2 separate regions of the Homo sapiens genome follow, and region 2 is linked to region 1. The links are chromatin loops, found by intact Hi-C in ENCODE. Cell type or tissue: OCI-LY7. All regions are shown on one strand.

Region 1 (8,000 bases):
ACAGAGCTTCCTGGATGCAGTGGGCATCTGAGAACAGGATAAAAATCTGCCCTAGGTCTATGGGAACTGGGCCTCCCATCCCAGGAACTGTGCCACCTGTGACAGGTCACTGGGGAATGCCCCACTCCCTCCCTGGGCACGGAGGAGCTGAGGAGGCCCTGACCAGTCATGTGACTGGACTGCCGAGCTCCAGCCAGCCCCACGTGTGGGCAGCACCCTGGCCTCCAACCCAGCCACACAATGCTGCAAAGCGACCACCTGGGCAAAGCCAGGGCTCCGAGGCACAGGCAACCACGATGTCCTGGCCACCAAGGGCTGCTCTAGCAGGGACCTGTCTTTGGCAAGCTGCCCTAATCTAATCAGTGTCTGAACACAGCAAGCAGTGCCCACCCGCAGGACCAGAACACAGAGGAAACCCTTGAAAACTGGCCCAGGACTAAGCTTCCCTCTGAGTCAAGCTGCGTCTCTGAGCCTCTGCCCAGACATCCCAGAGCATTCGGTGCTGGTGCTGAACACAGCCCCGGGGAAGGCGCCCTGCCTCCAGACTCACCTTCTCCTTCTTCCTTCCCTCTTATTGTCCCTCCCAGGATAATTAAACAATAATGATTAGTGCCAAAAAAAACAACATGTCGTTTTCCTGGGGACTCGGTTCTTGAGCTTTCTGAATAAGGAGGCAGCGTTGATCGGGAGAAGTAGGGCAGGGGCAACAACTGGGGCCCTAGAGCAGAGGAGTCTTCCATTTCCTCATCTCTAAAATGGGTCACACATGGTATTTCTGCTGCTCCGGGATGACCCCTCAAAGCAAACTGCACCCGGGATGTCCACTTCAGCTGCTTCGCACCCCGAGGTTACACCTGGTCAGACTGCAGGACTGGCCTTTCTCGTCCAGTCTGCAGCAGGGCCCTTGCCACCCGCCCGGCCGGGTCCAGCAATGGGCCCCAGTGTCATCATTCAGGCCCAGGCCCAACTTCTCCCCAGAGGCTGGAGGGGCTGGGGTGACCTTCTAGGCACATCGGGGCACAAAACAGAAGGCGGGAGATGCACACTACTTCTGCCTAGCAGTCGTGCCTTTCCCTCTTCTGTGGATAAATGAGTCACTTTTTCATTGTCCCAGTACAAATAGAATTTGGCTGAAAGGTCTGGCGTTCATGGGGCTCATTTCGCGTTCTTTTGATAGTTGTATTCTATTTGTCACACATGGTATTTCCTTCCCTGTGGCAGGTGGTTGGGGAGGGGAGGTTCCCACCCCCAAAAGTGAAGCGTAGGGTCTGGAGATTTCCTCACTAATCCACTGAACAGATCCTGATTGAGGGTCTACCTTCTAGAAAGGAGAGAGAGATAATAAATGATAAGCTTGGTACATAAATAAGTTATGTAGTAGGTTAAAGGTCACAATACACAGAAAATAGAAGACTGGGGAAGGTGAACTAGGGGGTGAGGGAAGGTGGGGGCAGGTTGTACATTAAATAGGTTGGTCAACATGGACCTCATCGAGAGATGAGATTACAGCCAAAGCCAGGGTCAACCAAGAGGGACTGTGGGTAAAGACCATTCCTGGTAGAGGGAATGGCTGGAATGAGGCTCCCAGGGGAGAGTGTGCCTGGAGCACGGGCAGAGTCCTCCCCAGTCCAGACATCTGGTCCACCCCTGACCCCCGATTCTGATCTGGGCATCTTCTGGCAACAGGATGGGGGCCAGGCCTTGCCCCCAGGAGCCCGAGCCCAGCCAGGTCTAGCAACTGAGGCCCTGTGTCCCTAGCCTGCCCAGATGTCCACGTGTGACCCACTCCTGCAGAAGCGCTCTGCTGCACCGGGATGACCCCTCAAAGCAAACTGCACCCGGGACGTCCGCCTCAGCTGCTTGGCACTCTGAGTCAGCCTGCAGGACCTGCCTTTCTCATCCAGCCCGTGCCACCCACCTGGCCGGGTCCAGCAGTGGGTCCTACCACCATCGTTCAGGCCCAGGCCCAGCTCCTTTCCAGAAGCTGGAGTTTACGAGGCCATGCCGCTGACCACACTGCCAAGTCGTCCCAGTCACCAGGCACAGCCACCAGGAGCGCTGGGTGGGACCGGAGGCAGCCCTAGAAAACGGGGCTGCCTGGAGGTGAGCAGACTGGTGGACGATGGACGCAGGCCAGATGCGGGGACCACAGATGCGCTGCTGTGAGGACAGAAAACAGTTGCAGGTGTCCCAGAAAGCGTTCCAAAGAGGAAGGCCCTCTCACCCCTGGAGCACGGTTTCCAGGCCCCCAGCCCACAAGGACAGCCCCTCTGTGTCCAGCCCTAGATCCCACTCACACCTGCCTTGAAGCGCTGGCTGTGGACATGCTTAAATCTACTCACATGTGCCTCAGACCTGGGTTGGGGGTGGGCAGGAATTTCCAAAATCTTTTTAGACGGATTCAGATTCTTTTTAGCTATCCAATCCTTTCTTCAAATGAAATGGGGCTCATGAAGAACCCCAGTAGACAGAGCGGGACATGAAGCGGGTTGGAGGGAACGCTAGGACCCTCACTGGAGCACCCACACTCACCCCCGACAAACCCCCCAGGAGACCACGGCCCCCAAGAGCAGGGGTGGCTGCGCTCCTCACAGCCTGTGGCTCACAGCTCACAGCGGAGCTGCAGGCCCAGCTGAGACGAGGCGGCAGAGAGTGGAGTGGATGAGCGGGGTGTGCGAGAGTGTGTCTGTGACAGTGAGTGTGTGTGTGTATGAGAATGTGTGTGAGAGTATGTGTGAGGAGTCTGAGAGTGTGTGTCTGAGAGTATGACTGTGTGTGTGGAGTGTGAGAGTATGTGAGTGTGTGTGGGAGTGTGTGTGGGAGTCTGTGTGTGGGAGTCTGTGAGTGATAGTGTATGACTGTGTGTGAGGGTGAGCATGTGTGTCTGTGTGATAGCAATAGTGTGTTTGTATGTGTATGATTGTGTGTCAGTACATGTGTGAGTGATGTGTGTGTGTGTGTGAGTGTATGTGAGAGAGTGTGTGAGTGTGTGTGTGAGAGAGGGAGAGAGAGAGGGAGAGAGAGAGGGGAAAGGGCTATCAATGTAATTTGCCTCTACAGCTAAACACACAGGCCGTAATCATAGCCATTTTACTAAATGCCCATAAAACTAAAAAACAAATAGGAAACCTCCGGATTACAGGGCCTTCTCTGAGCAGGGAGTGGCGCAATCAAGTGCTATCTGCGCTAAGTCCCAGCTTGCAGTGAGTGACCCAGGAGGCGCGGGTAAACAGAGAGAGGACCCCGTTCCCTGTCCCCCCCATCAAACCTCCAAGGCTGAATGCCTCCGAGGCTGAGCGCCGGGGGAACGGGGGGCTTCCTGGGAACGCAGTCCCCTCCGTGTGGGGGTCCTCAGCTCCCCTGTGTGAGCCTGTGCCATGCGGAACGGGACCACAGCCTCAGCCTCACAACGTGCCTGTGACCCAGCGGGAGTGGAACCCAGGCCTCTGGCACCGGGGACCCTCAGAACCCTGCCTGCAAGGGAACCCCAGACTTTGAGGGGAACAGCCTCGTGCAGCCCTCATTTCTCCCTTACAGCTGTGGGACTTCACAGACAAGCAAAAGAAAGGGAGCATTTTAGCAAGAGCAGCCTCAACGCCACCCCCTAGAGAGCAGAAAAAAAGGGATGCTACCCCAGGTCTTACTCTAGGGTCTCCCCTCGGCCACACTCCCTGCCTCAACAGAATCTCAAGCGCCAGAATCACCAAAGGACATTCTAAGTGTCATTCCGCCCTGAGTGTCAGAAAATGCCTGCAGTGGATCCTCAGTGGCCTCCGCTGATGTAAGGAGGGTGGCCCGGAGGAGGCCGCCCTGCAGAGGGCTCCCCAGCACAGCAGCCGCGGGGACCCAGCACGCCAGGCGCACGACAGGGAGCAGCCGGTAGCCGGGGCAAAGTCTGCAAGGATCCAAGCAGGACCTGCCCCACCCTGGTTCCACCCTCACTTCTTGATGCTTGCCTTCCAAAGACCTGGGGACTTACCTGTCCCCTGAAAGATACGTTTACCAGGTAACAGCATCTTCCCAACCCCCACGAACCTCGCACTCCAGGCTGTGTGCACCTCAGATCTCTGTGGAAGTGGCATCTACTACTGAAAACATTTTTTTGGCAGAAAAAAAAAAAACCCTCAGCTTTAAGAGACTATTGCTGGCAGTGCAGGCTCCAAGCAGACCCAGAATCAGGCCTAGCCAGGCCCTTCCGGCAGCCCCCTCAAGCTCCGAGCTCCCTCCCAGCAGGGCGTCCCTCCGCTGCACCCTCATGGATGCCCCATCCACCTGATGGCAGCCCCTCCTTAGTTCTGGCCACTCCTTCAGCACCAAGGCCTGGGAGGTGGCTTAGGAGGTGAAGAGGAAGGAGCAGCAGGGATGCCCCGAGGCAGACGCCCGGGAGTCATGCACTAGGGCCTCCCAGGGCTGACTGGGCCAGGCACCTGCGCAACCCTCACTGACATGGCACGGAGAAGGCAGTTGGACGGTTCCTGGTGGTCTCCATTCTTCATCTCCTGAGCTCCTCTTACACTGGGGTCAGCCTCCCTCCCCTGGCTGGCACAGGGCTGGTCTCAGCCAAACCCTGTGTCCCTGCCATCTACATCAGTCGGTCCCATGTGAGAAGGAGTGACTCAGGCACTTTGTAATGCAAGATCGTTTACTTCAAGGCGCAAGAGGCTGAACCTGCTTACCCCACCTGGCCGGGAGCCCCCTTGTGGAAGAGAAAGCGGAGGGTTGGGGCGGGCGGGGGGACCGGTGCCCCACCCTGCAGAGTGCTAGCTGAGTTAACCTGCCACAAAAGTATTAGATATCTGGGATAAAATGATCATGGGTGGTGTCACCCCCTTCTTATTAAAATTCTGGGGCCAATGGTTTCATGTGGTTTGAGAGAAAGAATGCTCCCTGGCTGGGCACAGTGGTGCACAACTGTGGTCCCAGCTACTCAGGAAGTTGAAGTGGGTGGATCACTTGAGCCCAGGCAGGTCAAGGCTGCAGTGAGCCGTGACCGCACCACTGCACTCCAGCCTGGGCGACAGAGCAAGACCCTGTCCCCCCACCAAAAAAGACAGAAATGTTCCCCTACGTTTCTTACATAAAGGCAAGACCAGCACCCGCCCCCCGCCCCTGCCACCTTGTCTCATGGATGCTGTCTGTGCCTTTAAGACGCCCAGTGGACGCACACGCCCGAGAGCTTAGAAAGTATTGCCTGTCACCGCCAGATTTTTTTTTAGGTGTGCAAACATCCAGAAATCAGCATGGTTCTAATTTCTACTTGACAAGTCCATGTAGTTAATTTTAAAATGAAAATTGTGTCCGTTTCAAACTTCTCTTTCCTCTTTTTCACACTAAATACCAATACCCTTGGTGCCAGACTCTAGAGTCTCTTTCTATGGGCAACATTGGGAGTAAGGATGGGACCTTCCCCACCGCCTCACCCAGCAGGCTGTGCATTCCCAGCCAGTGCCTGGGACAGGAGAGCCATCTGATAGTTGTCCATAGAAGGAATGCCTGCTCTGGCCTGGTATGAACACACGCAGCCCAGGACCTCCAGGCCACCAGTCACGTGTGGGAAGAGAGGGTGCAGCCCCTCCCTGCAGCCCAGAGAGCAGGAGAATCCAGCCCTGGGGACCGCCTAGGGCTGGACTATGGCCCCACCACCCCACTTGCTGTGTGACTCTTGACAAACTACACAATTTCTCTGTGCCTCAGTTTCCTCATCCTGTGAAGTGGAGAGTGTTACAGAAGCCACCAAATAAAGCAGCAGCCACCAAATAAAGCCCCTGTAAGGATTAAGAGAAAAAATGTAAGTGAATAATGACATGTAGCCAGGTTGCACGGACTGACACTCCATCAACAGAAATGCAGAGGGCTCAGTATGTTTATGGTTGATCAAACTGATTCACAGAAAATGTAATGAGAAAGCACCCTGCCACCTGTCATAAAATTCTGATTTATTTTACCCTAAAAGTCACTTTATAAGAAATCAAAGGCAGCAGACATGATCATTCACTAAGCAATACACATATAATTAGTGAATGCCTCTGTATGTACATCATACTTTCATACGTTTATTTTATAGGACATTGGGCTATCATTATTATGTATGAATAATCTTAAGGTGGGATATGCTCACCTTTAATAATTCAGGGAACAGTATTTTTACTCATAAAGTCATAGAGTAAGTGCTCACGAATGTGCTGTTTCTAATGGGATATTGTACTTGGTTTCACTGATTTCTCAACTTAAAAGTCCCAAAATTTTATTTTCCAAAAAATCTGCTTAGAAAAGTTCCTATTCTGGCTGAATCCAGGTATGATTGCCTTTATCCAAAATGGATTATTCATCATTCTAAAACCTGTAGGTGCTTAGGGGTTCAGGGTAAGTTAGGTAAATTAGGTGGGTTCAGAGTAAATTAGTTAGGGTTCAGGTGCTTAGGGGTTCAGGAATATGGTTCCCAAGAAAATGGATAAAACACACACTTGAAACTGAGGGGCGGGGGGGCAGGGGGTCGGGGGAAGTTCTTCAAACTGGGACCCTTTCGTTTGGAAGCAAGAAGTTAAGAGTTTCCCCCCACGCAGCGTTTGCCCCTCCGTGGCCACTGCCCCACCCGGCTCTGCCCTGGTGGTCACCGCAGGATCTTGGACTACCACCCGCGATTGTTACCTGGGTCTCCCCACCTCCCCTCCCATAAACATTAACTCATCGTGCTTTTGTGTTTCCCAACCCCATACAATGCGTCCTTCCCAAGGCCATGGGCTACTTCTAAGCCTAGTTAATCCTCCTCGACAGGCTGATGGAGCTGGGATAAGAAGTTGCCGAGGAGTCTCTGTGGCTGAATAAATCCAGACCACCCTCTCCCACTGCACGTGTCCCCACAGGCTGAGGGCCTGGGCCCATGGGGGGCTGCGCCATGGTGGGACCCAGACTTGTGGGCACGTGGCTTCCCATCTTCTGGGGCAGGCAGGACAGCGGGGATCCAATCAGCACAGTTCACAGCCCATTGGCCAGAGCACATCACTCACCTCCCCTGGAGCTAGGAGACCCCAGGGTGCCAGGAATTAAATACAAGCAGGAGCACCAGGAACCTGGGCCGACCTCTCTGGTCATGCCTCTGTACCCACCACCTTAAAGCTTCTCCAAGTCTGCAAAGCCCCCTCCCAGCCCTTCCCCTTGGCCACCATAGCATCCTCTGCGTAGACCTGGCCCCTGTCCCTGCTGACCCCTGCTCCCAGGCACTCTTCTCCTGCTCCACACGCTCCTCCCAAGCGCCTTTGTCAGAGGCAGTACCTCTCATTGCAGACCCCGGAGAGACAGGGTGGCAGGGTGAGGCACTGCGGGGCGAGAAGTGGAGCCGCCCAGACAGGAAGCCGGAGTCCTGGATGGTGGTGGTGCCCTCTCAGAATCCGTGGGAAAGCAGCGGGGTTGGAGGACAGCACCCTGAGAGGGAGGAAGCTCACCGGGCATGAGACACTGATACTCAATATCTGGCAGGAGGGACTCCCCAAGCAGACCCCAGCAGGCCTTCCCGATGCCCCCAGGCAAAAGCAATTTCCCTCTCTGGAGTTCCTCCAATGCCCTGTGGCCGTGTCCCCAGCACTGCCTTGTTTTAGGGTCCCCTGTGCACGCACCTGTCCCCAGCTAACAGAAAGCTCTGAAGGCAGGTGCAAGGCCTCACTCCTCCCTCTCCAGCCCTCATGCTTTGCTGTAAGCAGCTCCGGGCCCATTCGTTCAGCTCAACGGAGCAGCTTCCGGAGCCCAGAGGAAGTCACCTCCCAGGTGCAGCCCCCTCCCAGGGCTTGTGAGGAAACACTGTGAGCCAGAGCCCTGCAGGTCAGCTAGAAGGAGGGGGGTGAAGAAGCGTATTTCTCTGGATTGGCACAGATGAGGCATCACCATGCAGGCAGATTAGGGGGAAGGTTCTGGAACCTCCTGGCTCACATCCCTCACTTCCTGTGGCCCAGTTTCCAGCCCTAGACTTGGGTCTCACTGGGCTAATATCAAAGTATAATAAGCAG
Region 2 (8,000 bases), 75 kb before region 1:
AGGGAGCTGGCTGCCATAGAAAATACAAACTCGGAAGCATGCGCCAGGCCATCAGCACAGAGCAGGCACAGCTGCAGGGAGGGTGTGTGTGGCCCGAGGTGCCAGCACCGAGCTCAGGTTCCTGCTTCAAAACCCTTTCCTGTGACTTTCAGCTTTCCTCTTCCTTTCACAGTGATCAGCCTCTTTTCCCATCATCCAAATTCCAACCACTTCAGGGGACCTTCACCAAACTGGCAAGAATGAACATTTGGCTCCATTCAACAAACATTCATGCACCAAACATTTACCAAGCACTCACTTTGCATTAAGGGAGCCACCCTAGAACCTGTCTTCACGTCCCCTTCATGGCTTTGTGCATCTTCTCGAGGCCTCTGAGTATGTCATTTCTGTTCACTCTATCCAGATTAACAAGACGGCTCTGCACTTCTTCTGTGCCTGGACAGTCTAGGCCCTCACAAGCAGCAAGCAGTATCTCCACCTGGCCCTGGCCTCCGTGGGCTCACAGCTAATGATGTCTCTCTCATCATCTGCCCACTTTAACTCCACCCTCTCATTCTGCGTCAAACACTCTGCCGAGCCTTCCTGGAGACCCTTCAGAGCTGGTGATATGGTTTGGATGTGTGTCCCTTCCAAATCTCATGTTGAAATGTGATCCCCAGTGCTGGAGGTGGGGCCTGGAGGGGGGTGTTTGTGTCATGGGGGCCCTCATGAATGGCTTGGTACCCTTCCGGTGGTAATGAGTTACCGCAAGATCTGCTGGTTAAAGTCTAGCTAGGGCCTTCCCCGCTCTCTTGTTCCCTGTCTCACCATGTGACGCACCTGCTCCCCTTCACCTTCTGCCATGAGTGGCAGCTTCCTGATGTTCTTGCCTAAAGCAGATATGCCAGCTCCCATGCTTGTACAGCCAGCAGAACGGTAAGCCAAATACACCTCTTTTCTTTGTAAATTACCCAGCATCAGGTCTTCCCTTACAGCAATGCAAAATGGACTAACACAGTTGGGAAGAGAAGAGGTGACACATCTGAGACCCTCAGAGAACAAATTCAAGAGTTTTTAATGGAGAACCAGAGTGTACAGTGCCAAGGAGAGGCCAGCAGGTGCTGGGGCAGTAAGAAGAAGCTATAGGTGGGATGGGCCCTTGGCTGGCCTTCAAGGGTAGACAATAGTAATCGTGGGGATGGGAGCTGATACTGACTGAGTGCTAACACGATGCCAAGCGATGTGCAGGGGCTACCTTATTTAATCCTCACAGTCACCTCATGACACAGGCGTTATTCTTATTCCCATTTTACAGGTGAAGGGACTGAGGCACATAGAACCAACTAATTTACTTAAGGTTGTGCAGCTTGTAAATGGCAGAGCCAGGATTTGCACACAGGCATCTGGCTTCGGGGCCAGTGCTCTTCAACACCACCAGGAGAGTTTGGATGTGTCGGCTATCTATAGCTGTGCAATGAATTTCCCCAAGTTCAGCAGCCTAACGCAACACAAGTAGATTATGTCATAGTCCCTGTGGGCCGGGGACCTGGGAGTGGCCAGCTGGTCCCCCTGGCTCCGGGCATCTCACAAGCTGCAATCAAGCTGACAACCTGTGGTCATCTCGGGGCCTGCTTGGGGTAGGATTTGGTTCCAAGCTCACTCACATAGCTGTTGGCTGGAGACCTCGATTCCTTACATGGGGGCCTGTCCCGAGGCCAGTGACTTCCTTCAGGGTGAGTGACCAAGCAAAGGCATGAGTGACAGTGAGCAAGACATGTGGCCTCATCACGGAAGCGGCATATTGTCACCTTTGCTGTAGTCTGTGGTCTATCCACGAGAAGCAAGTCCTGAGATCCAGCCCACGCTCCAGGGATGGGCACGATGAGAGGCTGTGACAACAGCAGTGGGGGTCACCAGGCAGTCCTAGAGGCTGCCGGCCACACGGGCCCATGGAGGAGCCCAGGTCACAGACACCACTGTCCTTAGTTTGATTCTTCACCCAGGAGCCTGACTGTGTTCCTTAGGTAATAATAATAGCCCCAAGGGGAGCTAAAACTTGATTCCCAGTCTGAGAGATTTCTTCCTCCTGTTCCTCCCAGAATCCAAGTGCCAAATCAGACGAGCACGTCTTAAAGATCATCTGCGCGCTCGGCTATGTAAAGAAACACAAGCGTATTTGTATTTCGCTGGTGTCAGGCCGAAAACTTGGCACCATCCCTCACTCCTCCGCTCCCTTGCCATACGATTCCAGTCAGCCCCCAATTCCTCTAAAGCAGTGATTTTTTTCATCTCTCCTTTTCTCTTTGACTGCCCTCAATGAAGAGAAACCCTAATGGTCCTGGCGTTTCCACTGCTCCTTCAGTCACTCCCAGGTGTCATGATAAGGGCCCTGTCATACAGTCCTAATTGCTGTTCAAAGACCATCCGTGGCTCCCACAGCCAACAGGCAAGGACCATGCTTGAGTCTGGCCTGCAGGGCCTTCAGCTTCACAGCCCGGCCCACTCCCCACACCACCCCCTGGCTCCAGTCCCCCGGTCCACATGCCTGGCACCTTCCCACTTCTAAGCCTTCATCTACCCCTTTCCTAACCCTCAAATGCTTTTCCCATTCTTCTTACCCAAATCCTGGTGGCCCTTCAAGGTCAAGTTCATGCCCTCCCTTAATTATGAATTTTTCCAGATGACTCCAACTCTTCAAGGCTGGACTTGGCAAGAGGCAGTGTGTGTTCAGCGGGATCAGTGAAATCAAAACACTCATGACCACAAGCCAACTGCTCAGAAAATCATCTGGGTTTGCCTCCCCATGCCTGCACCCTGCTCTTGTCTTCACTACCTGGTGACTCCGTATGGGTCACCTGGACTTAGCCTTCCAGCTCTCCTGGGGAGCAGTTCTCAATTCCCTTCCCTCTGAACACCTGCTTCTATGCAGCCCCATGTGACTACTTTCTCCCTCCCCCAAATCTCCTTCTCCCCGGATCCGTTCTCACTACCCCACCACACCACCGTCAGGGCACAGCCCTCTCTAGACGCCCACTGCAGTCACTGTCTGGAAGATGACTCATCACATCCCCTCAGACCCCTGTGTAGTTTTCGATCTTTCTATCTAGTTCCCAACGAGACTTTGAGCACTTTCTTGACAAGTCCAATTCATCTCTGAATCCAGAACAGGGTGGGGACAGAGGGCATATACACATAATCCCAGGAAAGACAAAGGTGAAAATTGTCCATGGATATACCTTTGCGGGAAAAAAAAAAGAATACACTGAAGTGGCTTTACTCTATCTTCTTAACATTCAGAAATACAAAGCTGTCTTTCCACCCACAATCCCGGACTATAAACTCAGCAGCACACGCACAGAGGGTGTAGAGAACAATGGGGGCGAGCACAGGGAGGGTGCAGCCGAGTCCCCCTTTTCCACACTCGGGGGTGAGACAGCGGGGCCTCAGATGCAGATGTGAGAAGCGGATGTGAAGCAGATCTGGGAGGGCCTCAGCAGCCTCACACAAGACCTCCTGACATCAGCATACACCCCGTCTTCCCGACAAGTTTCCCTTTTCCTGGTCCCCATTAGAGAACACCCACATTACTCATTGCACAGTTACCGTTGAACTTTCTATTCTGACGTTCTCTTTTCACACTCGTTCAGAAATACACGCTGGTACCATTTCATTTGCTTTTAAATAGCACGCCGAAGAGGAGACATGCCCAGTGGTCTCCGAGTCATGCCCCACAGGATCCAGGTCATTTGCCTAAAAGGCAGAAGTCAGACCTGGTGAAAGCTCACAGGTAACAGCCGGGGGGCCGCCCTTGCACCTGGCATAGGCCTCACCAACCAGGTGCCTGTGCAGAGGTCTCTTAACTGTTTAAACTAAGGTAGGTTTTTCTGAAAAGCAGCCTCTCTCAGATTTTTTGGCCTCAGGACCACTTTGCCCTCTTAAAAATTATTCAGCATCCTCAAAAGCTTTTGTTCATGTGAGTTTAGATTTGATGGCATTTGCTGTTTTACAAATTAAAACTGAGAAAATTTTAAAATATGTATCAACTTGTATCAAAAATAACAATAATTCATGACATGTAAACATAAATTTCATATTTTAAGAAAAATAACTACATTTTCTTTCTTTCTTTTTTTTTTTTTTTTTTTTTTTTTGAGACAGAGTCTTGCTCTGTCACCCAGGCTGGAGTGGCAGTGGCCCAATGTCAGCTCACTGCAACCTCTGCCTCACGGTTTCAAGCGATTCTCCTGCCTCAGCCTCTCCAGTAGCTGGGGTTACAGGCGCCCACAACCATGCCCAGCTAATTTTTGTGTTTTTAGTAAAGACAGGGTTTCATCATGTTGGCCAGGCTGGTCTCGAACTACTGACCTCAAGTAATCCATCTGCCTCGGCCTCCCAAAGTGCTGGGATTACAAGCGTGAGCCACCGTGCCCCAGCCACTATACTTTTCAAAACAAAAATATCAGTGAGAAGAATGGCAATAATTTATGCCTGTTCAAAGCTCCTGGGTGTCTGACTTAGAAAACAGCCAGGTTGTCAGATCTGCTTCTGCCCTCAGCCTGGGCCATTAGATCACTTTAGCTGAGGCATGTGAAGAAAATTCAGCCCGAAACAAATATGTAGCTAGAAAAGAGGGACATGTCTGTAATAGACTTTTCAGACAATTGTGGCTATTCCTCTTCCATACTATACCAAAATTCAAATCATGATAGTTTCTCATAGGTTAGCTGCACTGTTGAATGAGAACCCATCTCACCTATTTTTTTTATATGACTACATTAAAATCTATTAGCTATCCTGCACTTTGAATAGATCATTTGTTTACCCACTCATGATTTTGCAATAAATGTATTGGTCATTTGGCAAATATTGATTCACTGACGTGTGATCTATCAAACGTCAACACATTTCATTACACAGCCAGTGCATTAATATGATCATGAATTCCATCAGAAAAGTCCGGAGGTGTTAGGAAGCTATCAAGCTCACAGCAATGGATACAAGTTTTCTAAAATTTTAATTTTCACACGAAAGGTCTAATTGTATGGCAACAGATACTATCAGTTATTTTTCCTGAAGCCACAGGCTTACTTCATTTATTTTCAAGAAAATGTCTGCCAAATATCCAAGTCTGGTTAACCTAGTTTAGGTTACAGAAGTCCCTCTCAGCTCTAAAAGGCCAGCCTCTTACAGAAAGTTCTGAGGGTCTTAAAGTTCAGGGCAAAGCAAAAAAGAGACCTCCAGGGAGATATTCCCTGCAAGCAGCTCCCAACAGCCCAGGGAATGACGATTAATTTGAACCGCATTTTCCCAGGGCATTGGTAAGAGGTCAGCCTACTCCACAGCTGATCTCTAAATCCCAAACCCAGCATCCAGTGTAGAAATGATGAAAATGGCCAATACATTCTTCTGGCAGTTGGTGCAGTGCTCAGTGCATGAAGGTTGAAGTAACCGTGCAGTGTGGGGCACCAGCCAAGACGCCGTTTCTACCTGGGGGCTGTCTCACCGTGCAGGAGGCGCGTTTGCTCCACAGTTTACTGTCAGCATCATACATACAGGTAACCAAAACCCTTGTCAACGGCCACAGGCAACCATCAATAGTGAGCACAATGTAACCAACGAAGGCTGGGGTGTGAAGAATCCAGCCAGCCTGATAGGCAGGGCACCATGCTGCAGTCAGGAGACCTGGGTTCCGGGGCCAGCCCTGCCTCCAACATGCTAGGGACCATGGCCAAACCACTTAATGTCTTTGCATGGGCTTCTTTGCCCTATAAAATGGTCAGGGGTGAGGTAGATGAACTCAACAGGTGCTGAAATTCTCCTCTAAGAAGTAGAGATATAATTACAAGATGTCAGCGCATAATATCATGTGTACCCACCCTAAAAACTCCATGAACCCCCAATGGACACACAAAAAAAATCATTGCTTACAGGTAATATTACTTTCTAACCAAAGTTTTATTTTAGAAATTTTAAAATATTGTCATAACCGAGAAGAAAAGTCTGTAGGATGGCAGGTGATGTTGGAGCGGGGTTAAACAAATAGACCACTGGGACATGTTAGAGTCTAGAAACAGATCCATTATAAATGGAAATTTAATATGTGATAAGGGAGGCTGAAGCAGCTTTAAAACATATCCACAAATTATTTGACATTTCTCCCATTGAGAAGTGAGGTTTATGTCCCCTCTGTTTGAATCTGGGTGGACATGTGACCGTCCACCAATGGAAGTGACATGTCTGACTTCCATGGTGAGGTCACAAAAGGCCATGCAGGTTCTTCCCTGTTCTGTTGCAACACTAGCTCTTGGTGTCCTAAGCTTTCATGAACAATTCAGACCACCCTGAGGCCTCCATACTGTGAGGAAGCCCAAGCCATATAGATGCCAAGTTAGGCACTCCAAGGACTGTTCCCAGCTGAGCCCAACTTTTGAGTCATCCCAGCCCAGGTACCCAAACACGTCAGTGAAAAACCCTTAGATGATCCCAGTCCCCCACTGTTCACACCACCCCAGCCACTCAAGTCTTCCTAGCTGAGGCCCCAGACATGGTAGAGCAGAGCCAGATAATCCCCATTCTGCCTAAATTCCCAGACTTCAGAGTTCACGAGCAGAATCAAGTTGTGATTGTTCTGTGCCACTAAGTCTAGCGGTATATGTTCTGCAGCAATAGATAACCAGAACAGTAAATGTTTCTAATCACTGAAAAAATACCAACCTTTCAAAAAGTGATAGAAAGACTTAGAAATTATTTTTAAAATAATTTAAATTATAATAAATATTATACAATATATAAACAGTATAAAGTATAAAATATTTTAAATAATTTTAAAATATTATTGTAAATATTTTAAATTATAATTTTAAAATATTTAAAAATAAATTTTAAATGGATTCATGAAATTTTATTATAAAATTATTGAAATAAATATATAAGAAGCATTTTTTAAATCTAGGGATGGAAAAGTGCTTCATAAGTGTTACTCTCCCTTCACCAGCAAAAAAAAAAAAAAACCCAGATGAAATAAGAAAAAGATTGACAAGTTTGGTCACATAAATATAAAAATGTTATGACCAAAGGCACCATAAACAAAGTTTAAAGCTAACTTGCAGAAAGGCAGAAAGGATACACAGCATGGATAACATCTACAGTATGGAAGAGCACCGACACATTCTAAAGGACCAACAATTCAAAAGAAAATAAAGCAATGAATATCAGCAGATAATTCACAGAGAAGATATATAAATAAAACAGTAATCATATAAAAAAAGATGTCAAACTTTATTAGCAATGAAGCACATCCATATCAAAAAAAATTCAAAAAACCCAAAAATATATTTTACCCATTATATTGCTGAAAAGTTATACCGATAGGAACATATAAAAGATGTACTATTATATGATTGATAGGAGTGTAAATTATGGTAGTCTTTTCAAAGGACAACATTAAATCTATCAAAATTTTAATCTTCACACTTTTTTACCTAGTGAGAAATTTCCAGTTGTCTATGTCATGGAAATATCCCCATATGCCCATATGTGCAGAAAAATGTAGGTAAAACGATGGTAACTGCCGCCATGTAAAAGCAACCGACTGAAATAAACCTGAATACTTATCAGTAAGTGTTTGTCCAAATAAACTTCGAGCAGACATATTATAGATTATTGTGCATCATTTTAAAATAATGAGGCAAATGTACACATACATATTTAGAGGTTAAGAAAAATGCCTGGGAGAGACACCCTGAATTGTTCATAGGGATTATTTATGGGAGAAAGCAGGTCGGGCGATCATGATTAGAAGAGCATTTCCCCTTTCGCTCTATGCTCTTCTGCATTGTTTCTTCATTTATATGTATGAGAGCATGTGCATGAATTATCTGTGTAAGTGTTATCAATTAGAGACTTTTAAGTTTAGGCATAAGAACCTTTTAAGTCTTCTTTGTGAGAGTCCATGATCCATAATCCTGGGTCCTCCGGAGCCCAAACCCACCCCACCTTGCCAGCAGCCAAGTTTCTCTGTA

The links. Hi-C counts contacts between places; a loop is a spot of excess contacts. Peaks named below come from ENCODE experiments on the same cell type or tissue, not always from the same donor. Only the 100,000 strongest peaks of a DNase experiment are listed, where the experiment ranks them.
Region 2: it touches region 1 in a loop (5-fold over the local background); 4 of 110 quality-filtered maps call a loop at or near these places.

Annotation. Positions count from the first base shown.
Region 1 is chr2:8,624,067-8,632,066 of GRCh38, forward strand. The region is part of intron 1 of LOC105373411 (a long non-coding RNA gene); the gene reads right to left. Among named protein-coding and RNA genes, the nearest start is that of LINC01814, 44 kb to the left of the region's middle. In OCI-LY7, CTCF peaks have their summits at 3,703, 3,906, 4,718 (motif pointing left) and 4,922; DNase peaks (open chromatin) are centred at 4,665, 4,935, 5,836 and 7,715; H3K4me3 peaks cover 3,881 bases; H3K27ac peaks cover 4,587 bases.
Region 2 is chr2:8,548,974-8,556,973 of GRCh38, forward strand. No RefSeq gene overlaps it. Among named protein-coding and RNA genes, the nearest start is that of LINC01814, 31 kb to the right of the region's middle. In OCI-LY7, no CTCF peak of the experiment used is centred here; DNase peaks (open chromatin) are centred at 2,988 and 3,738; H3K4me3 peaks cover 3,410 bases; H3K27ac peaks cover 6,713 bases.